Regions from separate parts of the Mus musculus genome. Here all the other regions are linked to region 4. A link is a loop called in an ENCODE intact Hi-C map of the cell type or tissue named here. Cell type or tissue: heart. All regions are shown on one strand.

What was found. Peaks named below come from ENCODE experiments on the same cell type or tissue, not always from the same donor. Only the 100,000 strongest peaks of a DNase experiment are listed, where the experiment ranks them.
Region 1: it touches region 4 in a loop (6-fold over the local background); 4 of 42 quality-filtered maps call a loop at or near these places.
Region 2: it touches region 4 in a loop (3-fold over the local background); 2 of 42 quality-filtered maps call a loop at or near these places.
Region 3: it touches region 4 in a loop (2.7-fold over the local background); 4 of 42 quality-filtered maps call a loop at or near these places.
Region 5: a loop joins it to region 4, with 2.1 times the contacts of the local background. A loop is called at or near these places in 2 of 42 quality-filtered maps.
Region 6: it touches region 4 in a loop (2.0-fold over the local background); 2 of 42 quality-filtered maps call a loop at or near these places.
Region 7: it touches region 4 in a loop (3-fold over the local background); 4 of 42 quality-filtered maps call a loop at or near these places.

What each region holds. Positions count from the first base shown.
Region 1 is chr14:15,649,496-15,653,495 of GRCm38, reverse strand. No RefSeq gene overlaps it. Among named protein-coding and RNA genes, the nearest start is that of Gm31804, 120 kb to the left of the region's middle. In heart, no CTCF peak of the experiment used is centred here; no DNase peak of the experiment used is centred here.
Region 2 is chr14:15,879,511-15,883,510 of GRCm38, reverse strand. No RefSeq gene overlaps it. Among named protein-coding and RNA genes, the nearest start is that of Gm31804, 110 kb to the right of the region's middle. In heart, a CTCF peak has its summit at 2,058 (motif pointing right); no DNase peak of the experiment used is centred here.
Region 3 is chr14:15,445,831-15,449,830 of GRCm38, reverse strand. It overlaps B230110C06Rik (RIKEN cDNA B230110C06 gene), which reads right to left. Exons shown (of 3, transcript NR_152122.1): 2 at 286-443. Among named protein-coding and RNA genes, the nearest start is that of Lrrc3b, 8.8 kb to the right of the region's middle. In heart, no CTCF peak of the experiment used is centred here; no DNase peak of the experiment used is centred here.
Region 4 is chr14:15,522,768-15,526,767 of GRCm38, reverse strand. No RefSeq gene overlaps it. Among named protein-coding and RNA genes, the nearest start is that of Lrrc3b, 86 kb to the right of the region's middle. In heart, no CTCF peak of the experiment used is centred here; a DNase peak (open chromatin) is centred at 2,327.
Region 5 is chr14:15,782,890-15,786,889 of GRCm38, reverse strand. It overlaps Gm31804 (a long non-coding RNA gene), which reads right to left. Exons shown (of 5, transcript XR_874228.2): 4 at 3,435-3,490. Among named protein-coding and RNA genes, the nearest start is that of Gm31804, 9.8 kb to the right of the region's middle. In heart, no CTCF peak of the experiment used is centred here; no DNase peak of the experiment used is centred here.
Region 6 is chr14:15,793,165-15,797,164 of GRCm38, reverse strand. No RefSeq gene overlaps it. Among named protein-coding and RNA genes, the nearest start is that of Gm31804, 20 kb to the right of the region's middle. In heart, no CTCF peak of the experiment used is centred here; no DNase peak of the experiment used is centred here.
Region 7 is chr14:15,354,165-15,358,164 of GRCm38, reverse strand. Lrrc3b (leucine rich repeat containing 3B) reads left to right here. Exons shown (of 2, transcript NM_146052.4): 2 at 1-650. The coding sequence ends at 340. Among named protein-coding and RNA genes, the nearest start is that of Gm31577, 34 kb to the right of the region's middle. In heart, a CTCF peak has its summit at 2,483 (motif pointing left); a DNase peak (open chromatin) is centred at 2,434.

The DNA.
Region 1 (4,000 bases), 130 kb before region 4:
CAGTGTTGTTTCCCTTATTGAAGTTAACATTTTCAGCCCTAACCTTTTGTCTTCAGTCTGTGTGGTTAATATGGGCCTCATGTTTTTACTCATCTGTCATTCTCTGTAAGTGTTGGAACTTTATCTAGGAAATGATAGATCACACAACCACAGACTGTCCTTTGGCTTTTGTCTTCATGTGTGTTTCCCATTCTAAAATGTAAGCATACAAATTCCTTGAAAATACCCTTACTTTTCTAAGGAATATAAAGTGTCACTTCTGGAGAGATCTAGTCCACTGGGAAGAAAACAGTAAAGCCAAACACGGAGCCAGGAACAAAACAAAACCAACACAAGGCTTCACAATCTTCTACTTTGTGATTTAAATTGTAAGAAACATTTCACCTATTCTCCTTGAACTAGCCCACTATTGTTTTTGAATAGAAAATTTCTCCCAAATGCTTATGTGTCTGAATACTTGGACTCTACTTGGTGGTATTCTTTAAGGACATTATGGACTTTCACGGGAGAAGAGCTTTGCTGGAGGAGGTATGTTACCAGGGTTGGAAGGATTTGAGAGGTTTTAGCCTGACATAACTTCCTGTTATTTTTCTGTTTCCTGTGTTGATGAAATGTAATTGGCCAGGATCAGGCTCCTGCTGCCGTGTCTGCTCTCCCATGATGGACTGTTTTCTAAATGCCCAGCCTTATCTTCCTGCTGCCACGCCTGCTCTGCCATGATGGACTGTGTCCGCTCTGGAGCTGAAAAGTAAAACAAGCTTTTGCTTTCCTATGTGTCTTTTGGCCATAGAGTTTTATCATAGCATCAGAAAAGTAGCTAATACCCATCAAGAGATAAAACTACTCCAAGACTAAAGTCTTACTGGCAATTCAGCTTTCAAACCCACGAGGCTCTCTATGGGATTTTATGGAAGAACTATGGCATTCTTGTAGGGGTGTGTGGAAGAGCTCAGGTGTTCCTTTACATAGTTTCATTTGTTTGATTCAGAAACTGACAAACACAACTTACTGAGTTGGCAGACCAGCTTATACAAATTGCAGACATCTTCCAGTCCTTCCTTTTCTCCCTTGCAATAGCAGTAGGTATGATTTTGCTTCCGTGTTGTTTAGCTGAGTTGTATACTAATGCTTGATTATTTTATGTTTTGTAGTCAGGCTTATGTTCAAACTATGTTAGATTCTTTTGAAGATACTAGTGAGTGGGCTTGTTAATGACATTTCCATCCTTACATATATGTCATTGGTCTTCCTTTCCCACCCTTCCCCACTTCCTTTTCCCAACCCCTGATAATCTCCCTTTTACTTCCTGTCCCTTTTCTTTTTCTAAATTCCCACACTTAAAGAAAATAACAATGAATTTCTGTCTGGGTCTGGCTTCTATTACTAACTATGATGATCTTCATTTACAACCTTTTTTTGCAAATTACTATGGATATTTCAGCTAATTATATACTCTGATTATTGTGAATAGGGCTTGGAGCTTTACTTCTGAGTAACATATATGAGGAAAAAAAAAAAAACCAGCAGCATAGTGTAGCCTCTAGAGCATATCCTAGTGAAGTGTGTGTCACTCCTTGCCGAAGGCCAAGTTTGTCTTGATAAATTTTATCTGGCAAGTGATAAGATAAAGTCTAAATTTACTATTACTGTCTTCAGCAAGCACTCTAAAGTAAAGCTGTGTGGATATGTACAAGTGTGTGTATATGTATGTGTAGATGTGTGTGTGTGTGTGTATAGATGTGAGTATAGGTGTGTGTACAGATATGTTCAATAAAGTGTATGCAAGGGTGTGTGTGGTATGTGTGTGCACATGTGGGCATATAGTTGTGAGTGCTGGGTTACACCAAAGTCCAATTGCCATTAGGTTAAACTCAGAATGCCTTTTACAAGAAAGAATATTCTACTAAGAAGTAGATGGTTGTCATCTATATTTTCATACTACTGAAAGACATCTTAACTATAAATTATCCAGAGTAACAGTCAGAAGAATGAAGTGGATATGAGATCAAGATAGTAAGTGTGAGATTGCTTCATCATTATGGACTATTTTAAAGAAAAGATAACCCCAAATAATTGTTTAAAAAATCTCCGGTCAAAGTCATCAGCTTATTGATCAGTGACATAAACAAAAACTCAGCAACCAAAATAGCGCAAACATCTGGACTCATGCCCAGTCTTCAGGTGGTAGTTATTGCTTTGAGGGTTCTGGAGTCATTATCCCCTTAGATTCCATGGAGAAACTGGGAAAAGTGAAATGAAACCATGAATTGTCTCAGACAGTGATAAATAAACCTGCAGGGTGTATAGATCAAGCTGTGTACTTTAGGGTTCCATTGAAGGTAGAAGGCAGTGACTTCTCAGTTGACAGAGCCAACATGTCAGAGCAGAGATAAGGCCCAGTAAAACCATCATTTGTAAGCCTTTCCCCAGGACCTGAGGAAGGCAGAGCCGAAAGCTCTCCCTGCTTCCTACTTCCTGATAAAGCAGCTGTGGGGTAGACCTGACTCACTAAGACTTTCTCGAAAATACATGTGTGAATAGCAGCATTTTATATAACCTATGTCTATTTTTTATTCCAGGAAAGGAAGTACTATTGATATATTTTGATGTTCTTCCAAAGGTCAAGGCTTATTTATGGTACAATTTAGGAACTGTAACAAATTCTAGTAAGTCAGTTGTTGTCTAATGAATTGACAAATAAAACTGAGGATTTCCTCTGCAGAAAACAATTCTGTCTTTCAGAGGTGCTAAGCATGACCTCTGCCCTAAGAAGCTCGCTGCTCAGTGTAGTAGGAGACAGGGCAGTTGTTCGTTGGACCACAACGAGAAGGATGATGTTGTCATCTTCATCACAATCACCCCAGTGTTTGGTATGATAGGTAATGGCTATTGAATATTAAACATTGACATAAATATTTCAGTAACTTGATAAATATTAAATTTTTGAAAACAAAGTATTATAGAAAGTGTCACAGTGAACTTCCTGGGAGGGGCTGATGTGGGACTCCAGGACACCCTAGAAGAAGAGGTGCTTGGATGACCAAGCAAGTGCGGTGACATTTCAGACTAAAGGGGTAGCAGAAGTAAAGAAATAGTCAGCAGGTAGAGAGCCAGGGTGCTAGCAGCTGGAAAAAAGACAGTCAGGTAATGGAGGGTTGCTTTATTTCTTAAGATGCACTGGAGCATCTCTGATAAGTGATGCTCATGGCAAGCAACCCCAGCTTCTCAGTGGTCTTTCCAAAACAAGTGTTTCGTTTCTTTGCTCTCTTATTGATGGCTTCGGGTCTGCTGCTGTGGTTTCTCTTGGTTGTGCATCCTGGTTAGTTTCACACTCTGGGGTGCAGACCAAAGGTGGGAGCTCTCCAGCACATGTCCTTAGGGCAAGGGACAGAGACGCAGGAATTCACCATCAGCCCAAATGATGTTAAACTCTTGGACTGGAGGGTGAGCGATGGACCTACACTTACCATGCAGGGATTTCACAGACAGACTACTGCTGCAGTAAAAGATCTCACAGATGTGGGTGAAATAGCAGACTGTAACCAGAGACCTTTGGGGTTCCGTGTACTCCAGAATACTCGTTATTCACAATGACAAGATATTACTGTTAATGGAAGCAAAGCAGGCATTCATGACACACAAGAAGCAGCAGCACTGTAGTCAGAATTCTATCCCTACATATACCTACATATGACTAAGGTAACCATCTGCTTTTACCCACTCTGTCTCTTTAGCAGTCATACCAATGGGACAAATCTTCAACACTCCATGCACATCCTGAACTCTGAAAAAGTGTACTCAGGTTTGATGCGACACTCAGTTGGAAGGAAGTCAGGCTTTTGCTCTTTGTATTCAGACAAGTACACAGCCATCATTTTGCAGGACTGGTTACAGAGAAATAAATGACTTCCCCTCACCATTCTGTGACTCTGCCCATTAACTAAGCTTTTTATATCCAGTGTTTAGGGACTGACCTACATCCTTAGAAACTGAGGAATTG
Region 2 (4,000 bases), 360 kb before region 4:
AGAAGAGAGGGATGTTTTGAATTAAATTCAGCTCATTCTAAGAGAAGACTGCCCTTTCTTAGAAAATATCTGTTCTAAAGGCTGTGTGTGTGTATGTGTGTGTGTTTTAGCACTTATGTGTATAAATATTGTGCACTGTGGAATAGCAATATTGTTGAATTATGCTGTACACACACACACACACACACACACACACACACACACTGTTGATGTCAAATAAAGCAATTAACATAGCTGAAGCTGCATGGGCACACATGTCCAAGCCATAGTGCCCAGAGCAACAACAGTATTGTAGTGCTGGAGCACCAACACAAACATCAAGGCAGACATGCTGGACAAGCTTAAAGCCCAAACAGAAATCTTAGTCACTCCCAGTCTAATACACAAAGCAGCCAGGCAGCCTTCTCCTATGAGCACTAGTCTCACAAAGTTTCTGCAAAGACTACATTGGAAGATGATGTTAGAAGACAGCAGATGCAAAAACAACGATTGTTTTCAGATGATAAAGACTGACCTAGAAACAATATAGCAGTGTCTACTGACACAGCCATGTGTTGCATAGGCCTAGTTGGTAAATGGCAGCAAAATCTGACTGGCATGCCCCATTTTAGGGAGTCAAAGAGATATGAAACTGGCTTTGGGTCATTACTGGTAGGAGGTAGAGCTAGGATTGTGAGCACACAGACCTGAAACCTTCAGTGTGCTGTGTGCAGACCATAGATGGAGGCAAGGCTCTCTTTAATACACTGAAGAGGGCCTGCAAACTTGTGCAGTGAAGAACCAACAGAAAATGACAGTAATAAATGCAGATGCCTCCCATGCAGAGCAACCTCCCTCTGTGTCACTTGAAGTCATCCTTAGGTTTGCAAATGAATGACTATTTTGTCATTCAGAGATGTATGTCCTTACTGTTACTAGAGGACCCAAGAGCCTACTCCTAAGAGCCACCAGAATCTTGAGGTCAGTGACCCAGATGCAGATCATGCTCTGTCCCTGCAGATTGGTGTTGCCTCAAACAGAAGTCATTGTTTTTAAGGTACTGTGGAAAACAACCTGAAATTTATGAACACTGACAGACTCACTTCATTTTTGTATAATTCATGCATTTGGTGCACCAAATCACCAGAGGCAGAAGTTTCCAAACAGAGCTAGGACTGATGAAATTAGACAGTCTACATAGAATGGGTCGGGAGTATGGCCTGGGAAGGGACACCTCAGCTTATACACATTACTGGGTATGAATACATTTTCTTGGGCACAGACTGCTCATTAGCTATGTAAGACTGAAATGACCCTCCATTGCCAGGGTAACATGGTACTGTTCTCCCTCTCCTGTTCCTAGCCTGGTTCTGGTGGTCATCATATCTCAGTCTGTGACCCTTAGATCATTGGCTGTGGGCAGCAGAAAATAAGAAGTGCCTGTTTTTGAGCTGGGAGGGCTGTTCTAAATCCAAATTTACCAGAGGGGATCTTCAGAAAGGGCAGAAGGAAAGTCAAGGTATTCAAATAGAGGCAGGCAGGGCGAAGATTAGTGTTGCTATTTGAATGCATAAACCTCTTCATGTTTAATAAGTACTCATATATCTGGCAAAACAGAATTTAAATAAAACAGCTGTAAGCAGAATCCTCTGTGAGCTGCTGGTATCCTGGAGGCAGCACTGGAATCTAGCTTTGCTTTCCCCCTGGGTGCCTGCCTTCTCCAGGCACAGTCTGCTGATTTGCACTGTTATAGCCAGTTTCTTTGACCACCCAATCAATAGTATCATCTTGAGGTTTTAGATACCCTTCTGTACCCCAACATTAATCTAAGTTTTATGGGTAGGATTAGCCTATTCTTGTTTCCATATTTCATTAGACCCACTCTCTCAGTGTTTCACTGCTGGGTGGCCCCTGAGTTCTGCTGTGTTGGGAGTGGACATGTGCTCCAAGGTGGTACAAAGGAACTCCACAGTGGGAATCCATTTCCTTTAGAATTTTGAGAGATGTTTTGTCCTGTCTGGTTGGCTGAGTCAATGGGAGGGTAGACTTGTAGTGGTGAATGCTTTGCCACCACTAGGAGGAGCCATCATGCAGCAGAGCAGAGTCCAACTGAAGAGAAACTGAGTTCTGATGACAGCACTATCTCACTCTAGGTGAAGGAGCTTGAAACTCACATCTCGAAACTTCTTACATGCTGTCCATTTATGTGCTGGACAATCTTTCACTTTCCATATCACTTTGATTTAGGCCAAAGTTTGACTAGTGAAATCCTGGTGGGTGTGTTCTTCCTCTTTTCTGGATATTGTGCCTAAGTTTTCACACTATCTGGGATTCTTCTGTCGGAATTTGTTGATATTGAGGGTGTCCCTGTATCTTCTTTTCTGTTTCTTCAGACCAGCATTCAACTAAGGATAGTTTCTGTATGCCAGGAGGCATCTGGAGAGGTGAGGTGACTTTTTAGTTGTTATAACTGGGAATCTGTGAGCATCAGCCAGGGCTGCTGTAGCCACCCTCCACCATGCAGCACAGCTGGCAATGACAAAGAGCCACTCAGAAAGATTCAGTGGTGACACTCCTGAGCAAATGCCCAGGATTTTAAAATCATCTTGCTTCCTAGGCACGAATAGTTTTTAGTATTCATTAATTTATCATGAGGACTGTCCTGAACATTGCAAGCATGCCTAGAGAGCAGCAGAGACAAGTTCTTGTTGCCAGGAAACACAGAGGTGCATTTCACTCTAGAGATCTGGGTAGGTACTCTGTACCTCACTTAATCCCCCTGGAATTCACATGCACCCAGAGCCTCTGAACACTTGGGAGTTCAGGATGCACCATCTTAAACTTTGTCCATTGACGTGGTCCAAGGCTGGTGACACAGGTCATCTCAGGTAGAGGCCTCAGCACACTGATGCTCCTTTTGTCATGACAGGGACTCTGGACTGTACCTTTTCTTCTTTGTGTTCCTGGAGCTCCTTCTCTGGAGAAACTGCCAACTGTAATTGTCTTTTTGGCTCCCAGAGGTAATGAATAGCAGGTGCTGGTATGCGTGGAGGGGTACTTTTTACCAGGACAGGGTATGTGGATTTGAATACCAGGTCTGGAGTATTTGTGATACACACATTCTGAAGACTGTTTTCTAACGTCTGTTTGGGTCCCTCTCGAGGTTTTCATTTGGCACTGTGCTAGGAGTAGACCAGAAGGCAGAAATTGCTGTCCACATTGTTTCTGCATTAGTGAGACAGGTGCAGGTTAGGCTGCTCTAGAATATGGTGTGGCTGCTATTTGGAAAACCTACATGTATGCTTTTGGCCTGCAACTGCTAACTCTGACAAGCATCCTTATGGGGCTACCATGGCTAAAGAGAGAAGCCCAACCCTCACAAGGGCTTACACAGAAATGTGTAGTCCTTACTGGTTCTAACTATGATAACCCTAAAGTTTACTATGACAAAGACTCAATCCAGCTTCGAAGATTTTTTTTTAAATAATAATGTAAAGCAAAGACTCCCTGGGGTCAGTCAGGCTGCTAAAAAGGAGCAGCTGTGGAAGTTGAAGCGACCAAGGTGTGGAGGCTGCAGTCTAATAAAGGCATGAGAGTGTTGTGGTAAATATTAACTGAGGTTTCCACCCCACCTTAGATCACTTAGTCCCCAAATAATGACACAAACCATTTATATTTATAATAATTTGCCTTAAAGCATTCGCCTTAAAGCACCAGACTTGGGCAGATATCAATCCTCTATGCTATTTTGTCTACTTCCCTGTCAATAACCCTGAGATAAAACTTGCCATGTTCTGCCTGGGCCACTGCTACTCCAACAGGCTAGCCACATGGTCATGTGATCTACCTACCCCATGGTGTCTTCTTCTTTACTATTCTTCTCTTCCATATGGTATCTGCCTGTGACCCCAAGTCCAGAAACCAAAGCCTTGCATACCTAGGCCACAAAACTGCTCACGACGATAGATCGTCACGATGACGATCTATCATCAGCTACAAGTTGTAGGTATCTTTATTCAAC
Region 3 (4,000 bases), 77 kb after region 4:
TTGTAAAGTGTGGAGGGCTCTTTCCTTATGCCCTTGGGTTCTTGCAGTGAAATGTGATCAGCCAGAAAAGTTCCTTGTAAGATCCTTCAAACACTCTGAGTGGGTGGAGAAAACATTAGTACAAAAGAAGGAAATCAACCCCATAATTAAATACTGAACTGACTCCAGACCAACTAGCAGGAATAATGTGCTGGCTTCCCTAAGCATGACAGAGGGAGGAAGGGCAGCCTGCCTCAGCCAGAGTTCATGCACGGGCATAGAGCAATAGTGGCATGTCTGCAGTACCTTGATGAAGATGCAAACATCGTTGATGGTATGCAGAAGTAACAAGAATAAATTCCTGCCAGTGAGGACTTTTTCAGTGTCTTTCATTCCTGTCACTCTGCTTTCTTTGTTCCATTCCTTGAAAATCTCTGGCATTTAAACTGAGTTTGCTTGTTCTACTAAAAGATAAGGATAGAGATATTAATTTATCACTGAAACTTCAAAAGGACGTTGTAGGTCTGAATCTCCATGTGAAGAATAACAAGGAGACATGGGGAATAAGGGAGACCTAAGGAAGAAATACTGAGGTGCTTTTAGCCTATACTCCTAGACTCCTATGTAGTTTGAGAGGGAGAGAATATGAAGATAGTAGAGTCTTCGTCTGTCTTAATATTAACTTTGCCATCACATGAATATAACCACCCACCATAGCTTTGCTTATGTTTCTGTGACTTTTAGTATACCGACCGATCACTACAGGTGACAATCTAGGTGACCCTAGAACACAGCCATCCCTTTAAGAGGAACTTTAACCCAAAGCCAAGCCCCAAGCAACCACAAATGTACTTGTGGCTTTACAGACCCCCGCCCCCCGTTATAGTTCTTTTATATGATGGAGTCATATAGTATGCAATCTTTGTTACTTTCAAAGTTCATTCATGAGCTCCATATTTTTAAAATATATTTCTATGTTTAATAGATATATGTAGTTGGGGTACAGTATGATAGAAAACATCTATACAATATGGGGTGTTCAATCAATATAACTAGTACACTTGCCATCCTAACCATGCATCATTTCATGGTGTGGGAAACATGATCATTGTTTTGGCTGCACCCAGAACTAAAAAGTAAGATCCTATAGATGATAACAATACACACTTTAGTGTAAAATACAAAGAAGCATGCTGGAACTGAGCTGAAAAGCTTTCTCCAGAATTGTTATATGGACAGTGGGAAAATAAAAGATCAGTGATGATTTTTCCCAACTTTAGAGTCTGCATGTGATGATAACAACTTGCTAGGCAAGATGTACCTTCTTGTACAATAGTGGCATAGCTGTTATGGAGATAATCAACTGATTTCTAATTAGAACCCTTTGGAAAGAACTGTATACAAGATATGGTGGATCTGGCCAAATGCCATGACTGGGGAGGTCAAAAGCAATAGCTGAAAGAACTTCTTATCAAACTGCCTTCTAAATATCAATGTTTATAACCATAGATTAGTCTTATCATCAGCCTTTGTCACAGAAGTTTCTCTTTGTAGTGAATGCAATTACTATGAAGACTTGTAGCTAGTAAAGGTGATGAGCAAAAGTGACTATTGAGCAGTCAGAATAACCATATCACACTTCAAACGTTCAGAGAACATCACAGAAAAGTGGATGGAAAAACGTGTAAGAGCTGAGTGATAGAGAAGAAAATGGTGAGACGTAGCATTCATAAACAAGTGTTGTTTGAACATTCAGTCATAGATTGGAGGGAGCTTTCAGGATCCACCTCATCCAGGTTAGCTAATAAGAGTTGAGGACAGTTGGGAGTCTGTAGAAAGTCATCTGTAAGCACTGGCAAGCTACTCATGAGAAGCAGATAGGATCACACCCATTCCCACACAAGTAACCCTGATAAAACCCAGTGGGTCACAAAGAAAACCAAAACAAAATGGTATGGAGTAGATAGAGATTTGTTTGGGAGGGTTGGTAGGTATGAGAGAAGAACAATAGAGTGAGGGTCAGTGACTATAACCAGAATATATACATGTTAGACATTGTTAAAGAGTAAATTAATTAAAATAAATAAAATACTTTTAAGTGTTCCAGCCATATAAAAATAACATATAGGAGAAGATTCAAAAGCTTAGAAGCAGAACTAAGTGAATAAGTGGATGAATGAATGAATGAAGGATTAAAAACTCAGAGGCTTTAATTCAGAGAAAAGATGTGTTAATGATGGAAGAGGACGCTAGAAAAACGAAAGATCCTTCAGGGCCTTACCAGTTAAAGTGGAGGGGCCACTGAACAGTCAGATTAAATTCCAGGGCAAGATCATTTTTATCATGAATAAAATAGCACCATTCAAACAGCCTCTCTACCAGACTATTTGAAATAGTAAATTAACTTCAATCCTCCGCCTGCCCAAACAACATTCTACTGCACAGATATATTTGATCTTTCTCCCAGTTGGCCAGTATTTGGGTAGTTTCTACCTTTTCACCATTATGAGTCATGTGGACCAAATTTTGACAGAGATAAAAAATATCCCTCCTGGTGTATTTGACCCTTATCAAAATTGTGATCTGGGATCTTTGAGATAAGCTGATTGTCTGTTCACTCACTAAGGCATTCTTAGGAGGGAAGTCCAGCGCATGAACTGGGGCACTCTGAATCTTATGCCCCATTTACTAAAGGGAGAAATTCATAAATATTGGCCTCTTCTTTAAAAACACATAGCAATCTGACTCTTTTCTTTCCATTAGGGATTTAGAATAAGTAGATCAGAGAGATGCTCAGGTTATCTCAGAAGTAGACTTGGGATACGGTTGTGGATTCAAGCAGTTTGGAAAATTCTTAGTTGGGTAGTAAGAAACATAAAGGAAGAAAACTAGTTACTTTAGGGATGATGAGGGTTCACTACCCAGAACAGATTTCTGCCCTTTGGTGAAATACATTAAGGAGACTATGTTGCAATACAGAGAAAAAACATTTTGGAGACATTTAATATCAAATCATGATCACAGCAAAAAGAACATGGGTGCCCTAGAGCAAACTATTTGATGTATGACAACAAGCCCTCTTGGATCCATAGATGCCCAGCCACATCCAAAGTGCTGATAAGAAGCTGAATGAGGCTCTGAGGATGCTTCAGTGCAGTAGCAACTGCTTTATGGAATGAGTTAGCAGTAGTAGTTTCTATTATTTCTAATGGGAGTGTGAGGGAGGTACAAGCAGACACATTAACTCTCTAAATGAGAATGCATAAAATATGCAAAATGTTCTTCTAGTTGTCACATTATAGGGCAAGGGACCCAGGTCTCTCTTCTCAGAAAGGTTTCATTTAGTACAACACCTGCCATGCTCCTGAATTTCACATTCAAGGTACAGTTTTTAATCTCTAGAAGCTGAGGTTCCATTTCCATTATTTAATGACCTATCGACTTCAGGAGACAAAAACCCCCTGACAAAGCAACTGTGTTAATGTCTTATCTAACTTTTAAACAGACTTTCTCTAGGAAGAATTTCTTTCTTTTTTTCCCTCTCTTTTTCAAATTTGGACATATTTTATTTATTTGTTTTTTTCATGTTATTCTTTTATTGGATACTTCTTTATTTACATTTCAAACATTATCCCCCCCACCCTTCCCAGCTTCGTTCCGCCCCTGGAAAACTGCTATCTCCTACCCCTGTTTCTATGGGGGTGTTCCCCTACTCACCCATTCCTGTCTCCCCACCCTCGAATTCACCCACACTCAGTAATCAAGCCTTCACAGAACCAAGGGCATCTCCTTCCCTTGATGCCAGACAAGGCCATTCTCTGCTACATGTGTGGCAGTAGCCATGGGTCCCTCCATGTGTACTCCTTGGCTGGTGGTTTAGTCCCTGGGAGCTCTTGGGGGTCTGGTTGGTTGATATTGTTGTTCTTCCCATGGGATTGCAAACCCCTCTAGCTCCTTCAGTCCTTTCTCTAACTCCTCCATTGGGGATTCCTGCTCAATCCAATGGTTGGCTGCAAGCATC
Region 4 (4,000 bases):
CCATCTGAAACTGCCAGTCCAAGAAGTGTGAGATGAGATTCAATCATAGTTGCCACTGTATTCCTTTCCTAATTTGTAAGTTGAGACACCTTGTCTGGTACCTGTTGACCATTTTTGTTTTGTCTTTGAAAAAAAGAGAGTATTCTGGGTTCATAGCTGCAGTTGTTTGAATGAAAATTATGTAAGTCTCCTATGAGAGGCTCCACCCAGCAGAGACTCACAGCCCAACTTTAGATGGAACCTGGAGAGAGTTGGTGAAAGATTGAGGGACCTGGTAGGGAATAGGAACTCCACAGGAAGACAAATAGAGTCAACTAACCTGGACTCCTGTGGGTTTGCAGAGACTGAACCAACAATCAAATAGCATACATGGGCTAGACCTAACTGTCCAACCCCTCCCACCCACCCCCAACCCCCCGCATATATGTATCAGATGTGCAGCTTGGTCTTCATGTCAGTCTCCCAACAACTGGACTGGGGGCTGTCCCTAACTGCTGCCTGCCTGTGGAGCCCATTCCCCTAACTGGGCTGCCTTGTTTGTCCTCAGCAGGAGAGGATGTTCCTAGTCCTGCAGTGACTTTATGTGCTTGGGGATGGAGGGTAATACCTTGGTGGGGGAGGCTCTCCATTCTCAAAGGACTCCAGTCTTAACCAAAGCAAACTCTATTGTACTACAATATAAGGAACAAAGAGAATGATTTGTTTAGTTTCTTGAGAATGGATAGAGCTACATAGGAAAACGGGTTGGTAGAGAAGGTTTACAGCACAAGTCACAGAGATGAGGTGATTCAATAAAACTGATGTGCAAAGAAGTCCTGCTTAGGACAGTTAAGAGACAGGTTATGAGAGAGAAAAAATGAGGTAGCTACATGTTTCATGAAGGGTTGGAATGTGCTATGGTAGCTGTGAAAAAAAAAAAAACTGAGAGATAGAGATGGTGTTAATGTTTGTTCAGCACTGCAGAGCATGCTCACAGCATTGATAGCACTGTTCCTTTGTGCAACTTCCCAGAACTGAGAGGAACCATCCAGAGAAGCAAATGGGGACGTGGCTTTCAGCAATACTTATAAATGAAGAAAAAACTGGAGATAAGTTTCCTGTAAGAGAGAGAGAGGGAGAGAGAGAGAGAGAGAGAGAGAGAGAGAGAGAGAGATCAATGCATTTTCTTATTGCAAATGGTAGGTAGTATTGATACATTTAGAAGACTGTTGTTCCCTGATGGGCAAGGAAACAGCCACTTGCTGTTCCCCCTGGTTGCTCCTTCTTATCCTTGGCATTGTATTTCTAAGCCAGTCAGTAACAGACTATTACCTCAAAGGAGTCCTGTATGAATATTAGCTCCATGTCACACCCCACAGTCTCAGAGTTTAAAAACAACCTGAAATTCTATAGGAAGGCCTTAACAAGCAGCTGTATCTCAGCATGCATCTAAACTTTAGGCAGTGGCAGGAGATGGCCAGACTGTGACCAACAAGGCATGTGACCTTAGAAACAGGCCATCACTGAGGTTTCCTTTAGAAATCAGTTTGTAAGTGATTTCCAGAGTGCTCAGAACTTCAGTTGGATTGCAGCAGCATCTCTATTATTCTCTGCTCAGATCAACTCCATGAAATTTGTCTTGTTTAATGTTTTTTTAATCTATGGAAACATTTTTTCTTACTGTTTTTTCTCCTATTTTAGAGACACATTTTAGAATTTGTGGATCCTTTGATCAGAACTACTCAGTTCTGTTGTCTTAGCATGAATGAAAATACAAATCATACATACCTGAACATAAATGAGTTTCAAGAAATTATTATTTGCTTGAGGAGGTGGCAGGCCAGGTCAGCATGCAGGATGCACTTTTTCAGCCTCTGATGGGATTATGAGCATGTGATGTAGATGGATTCTGGAGGGTTACAGTTATTTGTAGCACTGGGCTCTGAGACAGTAGCAATGACTTCATAGTCACATCAGCATCACTGTGGAAGGGGGACCAGAACCTGAGATTTCCTCAAAGGGGAAACAAAAATTAATGTGAATATCCTGCTGCCCTGGGCATAGTTTCATATTTAGACACATCTCATACTTTTAATCAGTGAGCCTACCTCTCTATATAGGTGACTCTCCAGCTACTTCCCACCCACAGCTCTGATATCAGACAAAAATCTGCATTTTCCCATTAACATCTGAGGAAACAAATAATAGAGTCCTCAATTACTCAGGAAACCTTGGTTAAAAAAAGATTACAAAGTATGTTCCCACTTCCTTCCATATTGTCTCCTAAAAATGGCCCTGGGTTCACAATGTCTCTGAATAGCCAGGGTTGAAGGAGAGGCCATTGTTCTTGACAAGATGAATAAGCTGTAGACATCCTTAAAAATAGACACTATTGAATTACCACACTTCCCTTGGCCTTCTTTGTTCCTCTTGCTACAGCATGACAGAGGCAGAACAGTGTGTGGTATTACTATCTTAGCCTGACTATAACATTATCTGTGACACTATGACATGGGTGACTTGGGGCAAGCTGAAAAGTCCTTAAAACCATGGTTCAAAGCCCTGGGAAACTCGTGAGAGCCACAGATTCCCATTTTCAGTACAATTTATTTTCAGTACAGCTTTAGGTTCACTACAAGCATAATAAGTTCCCTTCTCTCCATATCCACACTCTCTTCAACTGGCAGAGAGCTCTGCAAAGTGGTCTAGTAGAGACAACTTTTAGACTACAGTAATAAATAGCCATCAGCATGCACCCTCACAATGGGGTCTGCATTGATGCAGGGCAGTGGAGAAGTCACTCCACGTAGGCTCTGTGTACATGCATGGTGGTGTGTACTCACATTCCATATGGAATCTCTATGAATACATGGTGTTGTGTGCTCACCCTGCCTATTGCATCTGTGTGAATACATGGTGGTGTGCACTTACCTTTCATGTGGGGGTCTGTGTGCACAAACAGTAGTGGGCTTTCAACTTCCATGTGGGGTCTGTGTGGATGCAGTGTGGTGTGTGCTCATCCTCCATATGGGGCCTATGTGACTACATGGTGGTGTGCACTCTCCCTTCATGTGAGGTCTCTGTGGACACACGGTGGTGTGCACATATGATGGTGTGTTTTCACTCTGAGTGTGTCCTCTGTGTGAACACATGGTGATGTGCACTCATACTTCATGTGTGGACACATGGCAATGTGCACATATGGTGTGAATACATGGTAGTGGCAAATACATGATGAATACTTTGGCCAATGACAATTGCTCAGTGACTTAGTCAGAGTTTCTATTCATGTTTCTACTCACAAACATCATGACCAAGAAGCAGTTGGGGAGAAAAGGGTTTATTCAGCTTACTCTTCCACATTGCTGTTCATCACCAAAGGATGTCAGGACTGGAACTCAAGCAGATCAGAAAGTAGGAGTTGATGCAGAGCCATGGAGGGATGTTCTTTACTGGCTTGTTTTCCCTGGTTTGCTCAGCTTGCTTTCTTATAGAGCCCAGGACTCCCAGCTCAGGGATGGCACCACCCACAAGGGGACCTCCCCCTTGATCAATAATTGAGAAAATGCTTTGCAGCTGGATCTCTTGGAGACATTTCCCCAACTGAAGCTCCTTTGTGATAACTGCAGCCTGTGTCAAGTTGGCACAAAACTAGCCAGTACACTTAGCTTGTCTTTCCTTTGGCTTGTAGTGATGAGAATTACTTGTTATAAAATGAGCTAAGCTGGCTTTTGTTTGAGTCTTTCTTGGAGGAAACAGTTGTCTTGGTTGCCTCTTGATCTCTGAATTTCCTATGGACAATGTTCTTTAGCAAGAGCAGTTTCTCATAGTAGTTAAGGCATGTAACACTGGAGTCTATGAAGAAAGACCAGGCTAAGAATGGTGAACAGGCCTGGCTAGATTGGTGTCCCAACTGCCTACCAGTTTGTAGAACTGTTCTAGGATTCATTGAGGATCATATAGGAACACAAAGACTGCAATCTGAACTGAAGAAAGTGAGTTTTGTTCCATCCAATAGCTG
Region 5 (4,000 bases), 260 kb before region 4:
GCCTTAGGAAATCTTTAATAAAAATCTCGTAGAAGTCTAGGCACACAGACTTGTGTTCTGGCTAAGGCGAGAGGAAGAGATTCCATAACCTGAGCCCCTCTCCCAAGGAGCCTCTGTATCCTAATGAGCATCCTGTTCAGTCTCTTTTTCTCCATCCCAGAAGTCTATCTTAGTCCTGCAAAAATTATGCCTGCTGTTTGTGCCTAGCACATACTGAAAAAGAGTGGTAAAGGGTATCCCAGGAAGCCAGGGTGAGTTTGATGTTACCTAAAACAACAGGACTCCTTCAGAAAGTACATGATGTCAGCTGAGAAGGTAAGAACAGAACTCTTAATATGAATTTATTTGACTTTATTAACAGATTAGCCTTTGCCCTTGAAGCTGTGCCTGAGGTTCGCTGAGGTAGAGGCTCATTGGCCCAGTACTGAGTGCAGCTTCTCTCTTTAGATCTTCATTCATTAAACTGGACAATCTTGGTTAGAACGACCAATTTAGGTTTTGTCCATACTACAGCTCCTTAAACTCTGTGTGAACTATGAACTATGAAATATGAACTATATTAACTATGAAATGATTTGAAGAGTTTCTAGCAGGGCTCACCCGTGTGCTATCACATGGCCTCCCTGTAGCCTGCATTCAGAACATATAAGTGTACTTTACATTGTGGTTGTCATCATACTGTATGACCCTAACAAACTAGACTTGAGTGGACTGTGAACTGTGCATGCCATCATGGGGTACGACTCTAACAAATGCTTGAAACTGCTTGCCTCTGTCCCGGGACCATCACTCCTTATGAACTGCAGTATGTTTCTACTCTTATAGAAACAATATTTTAATTATTAGAAAGAAAGGCTATTAAATATTTCTTAATCATCAATTTTTAGCATGTAAACATTAAATTGATATATCATTGTGTTGTATTGCATAGAATCTTTGATTTTAAAAATTATACTTTAGATTGCCGGCTTGGATTTTTGTAAAAAAAAAAAATAAACAAATAAATTTTTGGATTAAGAACAGATTTCTAACAGTTTCTGAAATAGCCATCAAATAAATATATCCATAAACTCTAAAAGCAGTGGGTTGGTCTCTGTCTTGAAGTATCAAACAGATTCAGGGGGAATTTAATTCTTTATGTAAAAGCAAATTAGCAAATTCATCTCCTTAATATGTGAGTTTGCTTTTGTCTCCAGTAAGTGGTAAAATTGTATCTACACCTGAGCATTGCTTTAAGTTTCTTGATGATTCACCAGCAGTAAGGTTTGATTAGCATTCGAGTACTATCTGTGTATTTCCCTCAAGTCAGAAAGGCTGAAAAACCCTGGTCCAGGCTAGGTCAGCAAAGGAGCATTTGCAGTTTTGTGGCAGCACCTGATTCACAGGCAGGAAGCCTGAGGCTGGGGCAGCCTGCCAGGGTGTTTCACTTTTTTTTGTTTATCCTAGGCAGGCACAGCTCCCTAAAGCAGCAGGCTGGGGATTCAGCAGCCTTGGTAATGAATTTTGCAGTGTCATTTGCATGTTTAACCTCTCTCTGCTTCTCATATTCTTCAGCAGATGCAGGCAAGGCCATTTGTTTAGCAATTTCCATGCTGCTGAACAGAGCTGGAATTTGGGTGAAATAAATAATTGTGAGGTCTATTTAAGTTGTGTTCTCAGAGGTCTCTTTGAAGAAGAGTGTTCTGAGCATCTGGGTTCTAACAGTGCTTTGTCTGTGCCTATTGCTCACATTTTCATTTCTTGTATAACTCAAGTATCCTTTTCTCTCTTGCCTTCCATTCTGACACAGAAGCATTAAACTGGTGCCCCTCTGCTCTGTGGAAGAAATCCCAGCCATGGACTCATGGCTGAAAAGAGAGACATACATCAGAGTGGTAAAAGGTATCCCAGGGAGCCACTGACAGACTCAGCCCCATTCTCTGTGATTCTACCAAGCATAACCTTGCTTACTCAGCATGACCGTCTACGGTGAAACCCCAAAGGAGGTTAGTCAGTTTATAAGGTTTCTATGAGTGATGAAAATGGAAAAACTGGGGTTATAAAGCAACACAGAAATGTCAACTGTACTGGGCTATACTGATCAACATCAGCTCACTTATATCCATCTATAAAGATCACCCCCTCGGCCTTTTATAGCTGCCTCTTCCTTCCCTTCCCTTCCCTTCCCTTCCCTCCCCTCCCCTCCCCTCCCCTCCCCTCCCCTCCCCTCCCCTCCCCTCTTTTCTTTCTTGGTTTTCTTATACAGGTCCTTACACAATCCTCAAAATTACTATGAAACAGAGACTGGCCTTGAACTGGTTCTTCTAACTTGACTTTCCAAGTGCAGGGGCTTTGTGCATACCTAACTCTCAAGACGGATTGTGTAATTTGATATATTATATATACTGGTGCATTTCTGGGTTGTTACTTTCCTTTTTATAATATTTGTTTAGTTTTTCAAATTTTATTTTATTTTATTAGTTTTGTTTTTCCAGAGAGGGTTTCTCTGTGTAGAAACCTCCAACCTCCTGTAGAGAGTGGCCTCTAACTCACAGAGATGAGTATGTGCCACTACTGACTCTATTTTTATTTTTAGTAGTATATTTTGTGTCTCTTTTTGGATTTTTTTTCATGTGAATTCAGTATCCATAGAGGCCAGAAATGGGCATTACCCAGCCCTGTACCCCACTGTTGTCACAGGTGGGTGTGTTTTTTAGGATCTGAACACTGGTCCTCTATAAGAGCAGCAAATGCTCTTAACTACTCTCCAAGCCGTATCTCCAGCCCAAGGCTGTTATTTTTCTGAGTATTAATCTTTATACATTTATCTTGTACAACAGGGCAAAGAGTCTGCCTCACATAAATGCCTAAAAAAGTTCTAGCTATCCAATCAATACTATTTTCTTTTCTTTTTACTTTTGGCTTGGACCAGCTCCAAGAGCTCCTTGGTGTGTTGTAGAAAAAGGTTCGTCTGGTGCTATCACCAAGACAGGAACCATGAATCTGTCTCAGTATAAGCACTCTGACTCCATATGAAGTTTCAAATACTGATGCATGTCTCCTGTGACTCTGTTAAAGCACTTACTGTGGGGTTTTATCACCCACCTACATGTCCATCCTTTCAGTCAACACCTACCCTATAGCTCTGAGTAAGGTACATCAAGGTACAGGACATACTACCATCTTTCTCAAAGATCTTTTTTTGATAACATATTTGCATCTGGGTCCTTCCTCCATAACTCAGCTTATAACTAATCTGTAATCAAGCATATAGAACCTTCTGGTATTTTTCTTTGATTATGTGAGCCACATGGTATGTGGTATTATGAACACACACACACACACACACACATCTTGATCTTTATGTCATTGTGTGTGTGTGTACTGACTACTCCAGGTGCCTTCTCAGCACTTCCTGAGTGTGAGGGACATCTTCATTATCCTGTAGAACTCACTGAGTTGATGGCAGGTGGCCTCTGGCACTTGGGAGGCATCATGGTGGTCCTATCACCTGTTGGAAAAGCAGATGTGCATTTTACAGAGAGAATCTGACCATTTCAGGCTATTGGTTGCTTTTGCAGCTTCTCGGGTGACAGATTACTTGTTTTGCTTTATTGAGAACATTTTAAATGTTTGATTCCATATTGTGGTGATCAGAGGAAGTATATGGATACTCACAGGATACAGTTACAGTATTTTACTTCTGAAGGAGCCCCAGTTCACTTCTATTATTTTATTTGCACAAGGTTGAAAGTCAACACTGTGCCCTATTTTATCACTCTGGGGGAACTCAGTACATAAAATTATTGAAGGAGGTTTCTGAGTTGGGTAATGTGGTATTCTGAGTCCTCTTCTGGGTGTTGGGTTACAGGGATCTAGTCACCTTTGGGAAAACTCATCTAGCTGTTTCATTACCACTTATATATTTTTGCTTCTACACAATAACCATTCATGAAATAAAAATATTCTTGTAAGACAAAAGTAAAAGCAAGAATTGGAGGAAGTCCAAGTTCCTATTTGT
Region 6 (4,000 bases), 270 kb before region 4:
GATCCGGGTGTGGTGCAGGATGGGTTCCCCCCTTTATAGGCTCGGACTCCTAAGTAAACATTGGCCTTGATAAGAAAACTTTGTCTTGCCTGTTATTTCTCTTGAAGACTTTCCCATCCAAAATCCCATCTTTCCTTCCAGGAAACCCGTGGCCACGGGCACCTACACTTCAGTGGCAGCCTATGGGCTATATGAAGCCAGGTGGTGGTCTATCCTGTGTGCAGCCAAGAAGGAGGCAGAGAGGGCATTTATGTGAGACGAGAGGGCAGCATTCTTACCTCTGTCCACATCACGTCTCTCATTTCCAGATTTGTTTATCACTCAAGTGCCAATGAATTGGTCCTATTATCCCTCAGATACCTACTTAATACACTTTCTTTTCATAAGTTACTGGGATGGAGTCTATTGTTTGCAATTTATAGTCTCAATTCATTCATCTGGAGGTTACTGAATGCAACAGTAATCCCGTATTTGGTCCACTCCACCACTAATCAAATACTGGCTTTAAAACTCCTTACTTTCTGTTTCAAAAATATATGAGAATGATAAACCACTATTGGATCCAGTGTTGACCTCTCTATTAGTTACTTTCCTGTTGTCTTTTTTTTTTTTTTTTTTTTTTTTCGGTTTTTCCAGACAGGGTTTCTCTGTGTAGCCCTGGCTGTCCTGGAACTCACTTTGTAGACCAGGCTGGCCTTGAACTCAGAAATCCGCCTGCCTCTGCCTCCTGGGTGCTGGGATCAAAGGTGTGCGTCACCACACCCAGCTACTAAAAGCAACTTACAGAAAACAGTGTTTATTTTACTTTAAGTTTTTCAATAGAGACTCTATAATGATAGGAAAGGCATACAGTAAATGGCTGGAGTAAGACGCTCAGAGATCACATTTTTAACCTCAAACACAAATTACAGAGAGCAGTCTGTGAGAAAGATGGACTATGAACTATTGAAGCCCACTCTAGTGATGTATTTCCTCTAGCAAGGTTGTACCACTTCCCTAAACAGTGCTGTCAACTGGTGACATTAAAAGTGAACTTATGGAGACACATCTCACTCAAACTGCCACAATCCCTAAAAGTTACTTTAATGAGAAGCTGACCCATTGTCTTCTCTAATACAGAAAGTCCAGTAGGACTTGAGTTGTCCCTTTAGTCTTATAGGATATATTCACATTAGGGGGAGGAGTCTGAGATGTTTAAAAAAAAAGTTTTGCATTACTGCCTTATCTAAGTCACTGAAAAGAAGTCTTCAAGGGAAATCACATGTTGAGGTGCAAAAACGGGAAGAGAGTTCTGTAGACCAGAAAAACAGAAACTCCTACATTTCAATCAACCAAATTTGTGTAAATGGCCCCATTTTCAGCTTTTCTCAGCAAACGGTACAGCCTAGCAGTTTCAGTCAGTGCTCTGATTACACTGTCACTCTCTCCCAGGGAGCCCAGAAGGAGCACAACGTTCTTGCTGCTTTTTGTTATGAAGGGCCTTGAGAAAGAAACTGTGACACATCTTATAAGGAAGGATGATGGTCTTGTATTGGTTGAAGAGAAATCTACATTGGTCTTCACAGTTCAAACCAAGAGTAAGAAACGGTAACAGGAAAGGTTAGACACAGTGCTTTCATTTCTAAGTAGCTGCAGAAGTGGGAGTTGATGTCAAAGAAGCAAAACTGATGTGGAGAGAAAGGTTGACAAGAGGAGTTTTCCACTGGGACTCACAAGTCGCAAGCAGCAGAAAAGATGGGCTGTAGAATGAGTGTGTGCTGAGGGATATACCACAGTTACTCTGTCCACAGAGAATTGTCCACTGTGGCAGCTACTTCTCCAGCATGTTCAAGCGGAGGTTGAGATATATCTGGGTAGGTTTTACAATGTTGCAAAACATGGGACCCAAGGTGTTAGGTTTCTTTGTCTCCTTTTTGTGGATATTAATTTGAAGCTAGAGAAACTAGCTTTAAAATGACTCCTTTTCCCCCCACCCCCATAAGCTCCTTGACATGAGCATTCACCAATAAGAAGCAAGTGGTATCTCTAATAATTTACACCAATAAGGTGATAGGAGAAATTATGAACAACAAGGACTGGGGTCTGGAAGGAAGAGTAAAATTTCACTTTTAAAGATGAGAATACTGACACAAATCATAGAGTTACTTATAAAGCAAAGGACAGTGCTCCAGGAGTATGTGCAGAGAACTGGAGTAAGGAACACTACATATGAGTAACAAGATAGAGCAGTTGTTTTGCCTATCACATAAATAAAGTGTGCTGAAAAAGTGACATGACCCTGAAGAGCATCCATCATTCCAGCAAATGTCACTTCAATATGTCCCACTCAAGAAATCAGAGCAGGGACATTAGCCAATGATTCCTGGCTTTATGAAATATCTCTCTCTTGCTTTTTCTTTTTCTCTAATATTTATGCTAGTTTTCAGGTATATGGCAGAAAATTAACCACTTGTGTATCTCTTTCTGTCTCTGTGTGTGTGTGAGGGGGGGGAGTATCTTTTGAATTTTTCTTTATCTTACTGTTTGAGATAGGGTCTATAATTGTCTCAGAGCTTACTATTTAGACCGGCTAGTCCAATAGCCTTAGAAACTCTACTGTTGTTGGGCCTTATCCTGGCTCTAGAGCTTAACCTTAACCTTAACCTGGCTGGAGCTTGGTTTGATTTTTTTCGACATGTCCTCGTCATTTCTGCTGGAGTGACATGACTTGGTCGAACCCTTGCCTGCCCGGCAACTGATGACATGGGCCCCACCAGATCACCCCATACCCCTTGTTATTTATTCTTTAAAATCAAGAGACTGATGTAATAAAGCGAGTTCCTGCTTTGACAAAACTCCTGGCTCGGTTTTCTTGAGTCGCTGACACCCACCATCCTGCTCAGTCCCAGAGAGACCCAACAGGTGCAGGCTTCTCTCCCTGCAGCTGCCTGCCTGCACAGAGCCTACATCCTGTTTCCACTTCTCCTGGACTAGGATTTGGGGCATGTACTTTTTATATAGGATTCTGGGCACGAAAGTTGGCTCCTCAGGTTTTTGCTGCTCATTCTTTTCTCAGTGAGCCAGTTCAGAAAACCAGAAAGTGCACTGTTTCTTAATCATACAGCTCATAGCTTCAAAATTCCTTCCTGTTAACACTGAGTTGGCTCCACTCAGAGCAGACTTTGGCAAAAACCACAGGACACCGCTAATCCAGACATGCCAGAGGTGTGTTTATAATCAGGTGATTCTACATAAATTGACACAATGAAAAAATAAATTAATTAGTGGAATCATCAGGGCACTTGAGGGTACTAGACATCATGGGAGGTATTTACTGGAAATGTTACTTGGCATTGACATTTTGTCCAATTATTATGAATTGTTTCCCCCCACAGCCAGCTCTTCTATTTTAAACTTATCTCTCAGTCTACTTAAATAATAAAATATAAGACTTTAGAAATCTGAATATAATGATGACACCCTCACAATTAACAGAATCTGAAAGGCATGTAGGATTATTGCTTGCTTTTAACTCTATGAATATGGTGTCCTGTGGCTGGTGATGTCACCATTTTTCTGGTCTACACTGAGAGTCTTAGAAGGAAATGATTGAGGGATTATAAATTGTTTAGAAGAGGTAATGCTGTGAAGATAAGTCTGTAAGTTTACAAGGGGCAGCAGAGGGGCAAGATTGTCATGACAGTTAAGCTCTGGCCTATCTGGTATTATTTTAGAGGAAACATTGAAAGAATAATCCTCATAGCATTTCCCTATGAGTTAGGAATCCTTGATCTGCTTTGTCCTTTGTATTATAATTTTTAACAATGTTTCTCATGCTTCTTTTCAGATAGATGTTGATATTTGTGTGTGTGTGTGTGTGTGTGTGTGTGTGTGTGTGTGTGTGTGTGCAACATGCATGCACTCTCTATGGAGCACCAGACCTGGAACTTGGGATATTAGATACTATAAGCCATCTACTGTTGGTGCTAGAAACCAAATCCTAGTCCTCTGCAAGAGCTGG
Region 7 (4,000 bases), 170 kb after region 4:
GCATTGTGACTGTACTCTCCAGCAAGTTCTCAGGAGCATGGCATCCAATCATGAGACAGCACACAATGTGATTTGCAAGACATCAGTGTTGGATGAGCACGCTGGGAGACCTTTCCTCAATGCTGCCAATGACGCTGACCTGTGTAACCTCCCTAAAAAGACTACTGACTATGCCATGCTCGTCACTATGTTTGGCTGGTTCACCATGGTGATCTCTTATGTGGTGTACTACGTGAGGCAGAATCAGGAGGATGCCCGGAGACACCTTGAATACTTGAAATCCCTGCCAAGCAGGCAAAAGAAGGCAGATGAGCCTGATGACATTAGCACTGTGGTATAGTAGCCATGCTGGCTGGCACTGGGAAGGGAGCTTCTGTTTGTAGGAAAATAAGTGATTCATTTCCCCCTTCATTGTACACATTTAAAACTTTGTATTTTAGTTTCTTTGGAATCATGCCACTGTTGAACTTTACACAAACAACACTAATAATTTTAGTTTAGGTGATCTCCCCCCCCCCCATTAATTGTGACCTCTGGTTCCTGAGTAACAAACTCTCTGAACATTAGTTAGACCCATCTCACTATTTAATAATGAAATTTATTTTTTTAATTTAAAACTGAATAAAAGCTTAACTTTGAACCATGGAAAACAGTGTGCCTTATTGGTTAAGACACAATATAGTCAGTGCACTTGCACCGAAGTAAAACAGACAGCCCTGTGACGGTAAGACTATCTCATTAAAAGATGATGTGTCATTCGGCCTCATTGCAGTCTGGGGAGCCAGAGCTAAATTGTTGATCAGTTAAGAATCTGCCAGATTTAGCTAGCCAAGATGTTTATACAGATGTATTTCTCGAGGACTTGAGTGTATTAGAATGTCTGCTGGCAAGCATCTACTTTTCTAAACGGGTAGGTCAGACATGCTTCTACTCTGTGATGGATGAAATGGGAAAGTAAACAATGCCATGAATCTTATCCTCCTGCTGGCCTTTTGGTGGGCAGGAGTGTGTGGTGAATCCAGGAAGAGTTAGGCTTGGGAAGGAGGCAAGCACGCCCTCAGCGGACGCTCTGTGTGGGTATCCGGATACTGCTACTGTCCATACCTCTCACCACCAGAGGAAAAAGTGAACACTGGCCGTGCATATAAAACAGAGGTCCAGCCACCAGCCAGGTGTTAGAGCTTGAGTTTGAACTAGGTCTTTTCTGTTTTGTTTTGTTTGGTTTGGTTTGGTTTTTTTCAAGTCAGGGTTTCTCTGTGTAGCCCTGGCTATCCTGGAACTCACTCTGTAGACCAGGCTGGCCTCAAACTCAGAAATTCGCCTGCCTCTGCCTCCCAAGTGCTGGGATTAAAGGCGTGCACCACCATGCCCGGTGTACCAGGTCTTTTCTAAATAGAGGTATTTCATTGATAATCCTTTCAAGTTGGTTTACAAATGCAGAGTTTACATGATTAAAATGACCAACATGAAATTGAATGAATTTTGTTACTATATGCTCCTGCATATCTGCCACACAAAGGAGATAGTCTGACTCAACTATGGGCAGAGATCCTGGAAGCACATTTGACTTCTGTAATGGGGAGTGATGGCCTTGTTTGTTTGTTTGCTTGCTTGCTTGCTTGCTTGCTTGCTTGCTTGCTTGCTTGTTTTAGGATGAATGTGTCAGGTAAGCATGGAGGGTCAAAGCCATGGGAGCATAGGGACAAAGATGTGGAAGTGAAGGTAGAGAGTAAGATACAAGTCCCAACCCTATGGTGACTTCACACTGAAGAATGTCATAATCTGTTATCCCATGCCACTGATGGAACACTTACTATGCATTAGTAGTTTTCTAAGTTATCTTAGTTAATGCTTCGGAAGCTCTATGAGATACTTCTATATAATAGGCCCAGAACCCCAGCAATTTTGGAAAGCATAGCATATGCACAAATATTAAGTTTTGAGAGATTTGAAAATTGTATACGTCTGCACATGACATACACTCTGACATTCATGTCCTGCCATTCTGCCACAGACTCAACTATACAAGGTAGCTGGTTCCTCTGGCACATTGGTTTACAGAAAATTACATGACAATTCCATTTAAAACCAGAGGGGAACTTCTGTGTATAAGGCCCCTCGAGGAAAGAAGCTAGAGTGCCCCAAGTGAGGCACAGGGCCCTATCTAACCTACAAGATACTGTCTTCAGGATGTTAAAACTCAGTTTCATCCCCCTTGAAGGCCGGGAGTGCTGACTGTAACCATAGTCTGTTGAAAGGCCTGCTGAAAAAATCAATAAGACACTCAGAGCAGTGGTCACTGTGTGCTCACACCGTCTTTAGCCATCCCAAGAAGTCTAGCCAAAACACAAAGATAACTCTCAGATGTGAGACTTGGGATGTGGGCCTAGAACTGCTGTATCCAGGGAGACTAAAGTCAGATGGCCTGCATTGCCTTTGGTTTGGAGACAGTTAGACCCATACTGAGGAGACAGCGCCGCCTGGAGGACAATGCTAAAATGCAGTGTAAGTACTAACTGGAAAGAGGCAATAAAGGTTTAGCTCTAACAGTTTTGAAAATTTAACAAAAGTATTGTGTTTATCTGCATGTATGAGTCACATTCATTTTGGAAAATCTTCCAGAGGTGGATAAGATAATCCATTCCAGGTCATTCCTTCCAAAATCATCTTCATGCTCTTAGTAATGAAATGTTATTTTCCTCGTGGCCAATCCATTAGTCCAATAAATTGTCTTATAAAGGAAAGGTCTCTGAGGACTTGGTGAGAAGAGTCACATACTATACTTGAAGTAATGAAAAAGAGTTAAATAACCACACATTTGGTTTGCAATTCCTCATGTAGAATTGAGAGATACCACAGGTTATCAGGAACTTCCCTCCTTGATTTCTCTATGTAGATTGTCAGGTTATAGTGTCGTCGGTACTCCAAAAAGAAAAACACTAATTTACGTGTCCATGAATTGAATAGAGGATTATTAGGTAATAAAAATCAAATAAAACAACTAAAGTAATAGATTACCATGTCAATTTGTGACAGAACAGAAGGGAAATGACCTCATTGCTAGAGCTTACGAATGTCCACCCACTAGGCCAACAGTGTATAGAGGTGATGAGTGAAAGAGTTGCTACCTGAGAACCTGAAGTCTTGACCCTATATCTGTGTCTCATTTCCCACTGCCCTGCAGGAGTTCCTATTCACAGTGAACTACAGGAAGACTTTTTAAATCCACTTCCATATTATTGTCCTAGGCAGAGAGCATCTGAAGTTCTAATACATTAAATAGTAATATTTAAAGTACCTTTTTCCAGTCTGTGATTTCTCTCAACCTCCACCTTTTAAATTAAAAAAAAAATGCCCCTGGAATTTTAATCTAATCTTTGACAATGTGCTTATCTCTCAAGCAAAGCAAATCATAAAACATGCCAACTCAACTAGAACACATTTAAAAGTGATAAAAACTTACATAATGGAAGACAGACCTTCCAGTACTACTTGGACAAATTGTAATCACTCTGTATAGTCTGCAGGGTGAGCAGTGTTCTTTTTCATGTCTGTCTCTGATTCCTCACAGTAATTCTTGCTCTGATATCACCAAGCATACAGCAGTCTAAGTGCCCTGCATTTTTCTTATTGATGTATCTTTTAGACAGTCGGTCTCTCGGCTTACTGGCAGAGGGATGAAATGGAAGACTCTGCTTATCACTGTTCAGCTTCTGAAGGCAGACTTCCTACAGTGTTGCGGTTGAGAGTCCTGGGAAGAGTCTTATCTGCCGAGCTCACAGATACAGAAATTGAAAGCCTTGAAGCTTTGGGGATTCACATCTGTCTTTAAGTTTCCTGTAGGTCGATCTTCAAACTCTTTCCTCCCCAAGGTCCTCCTGCTCATGTTGTTTTGATGAACAACAATAAAAATAAACAATAAAAAGCAAACTAATACAGGGGCAAGCTCAACTCCCACAGGTCTGTTATGAAACAGAACCCAAGAAAGGAAGATCTGTAT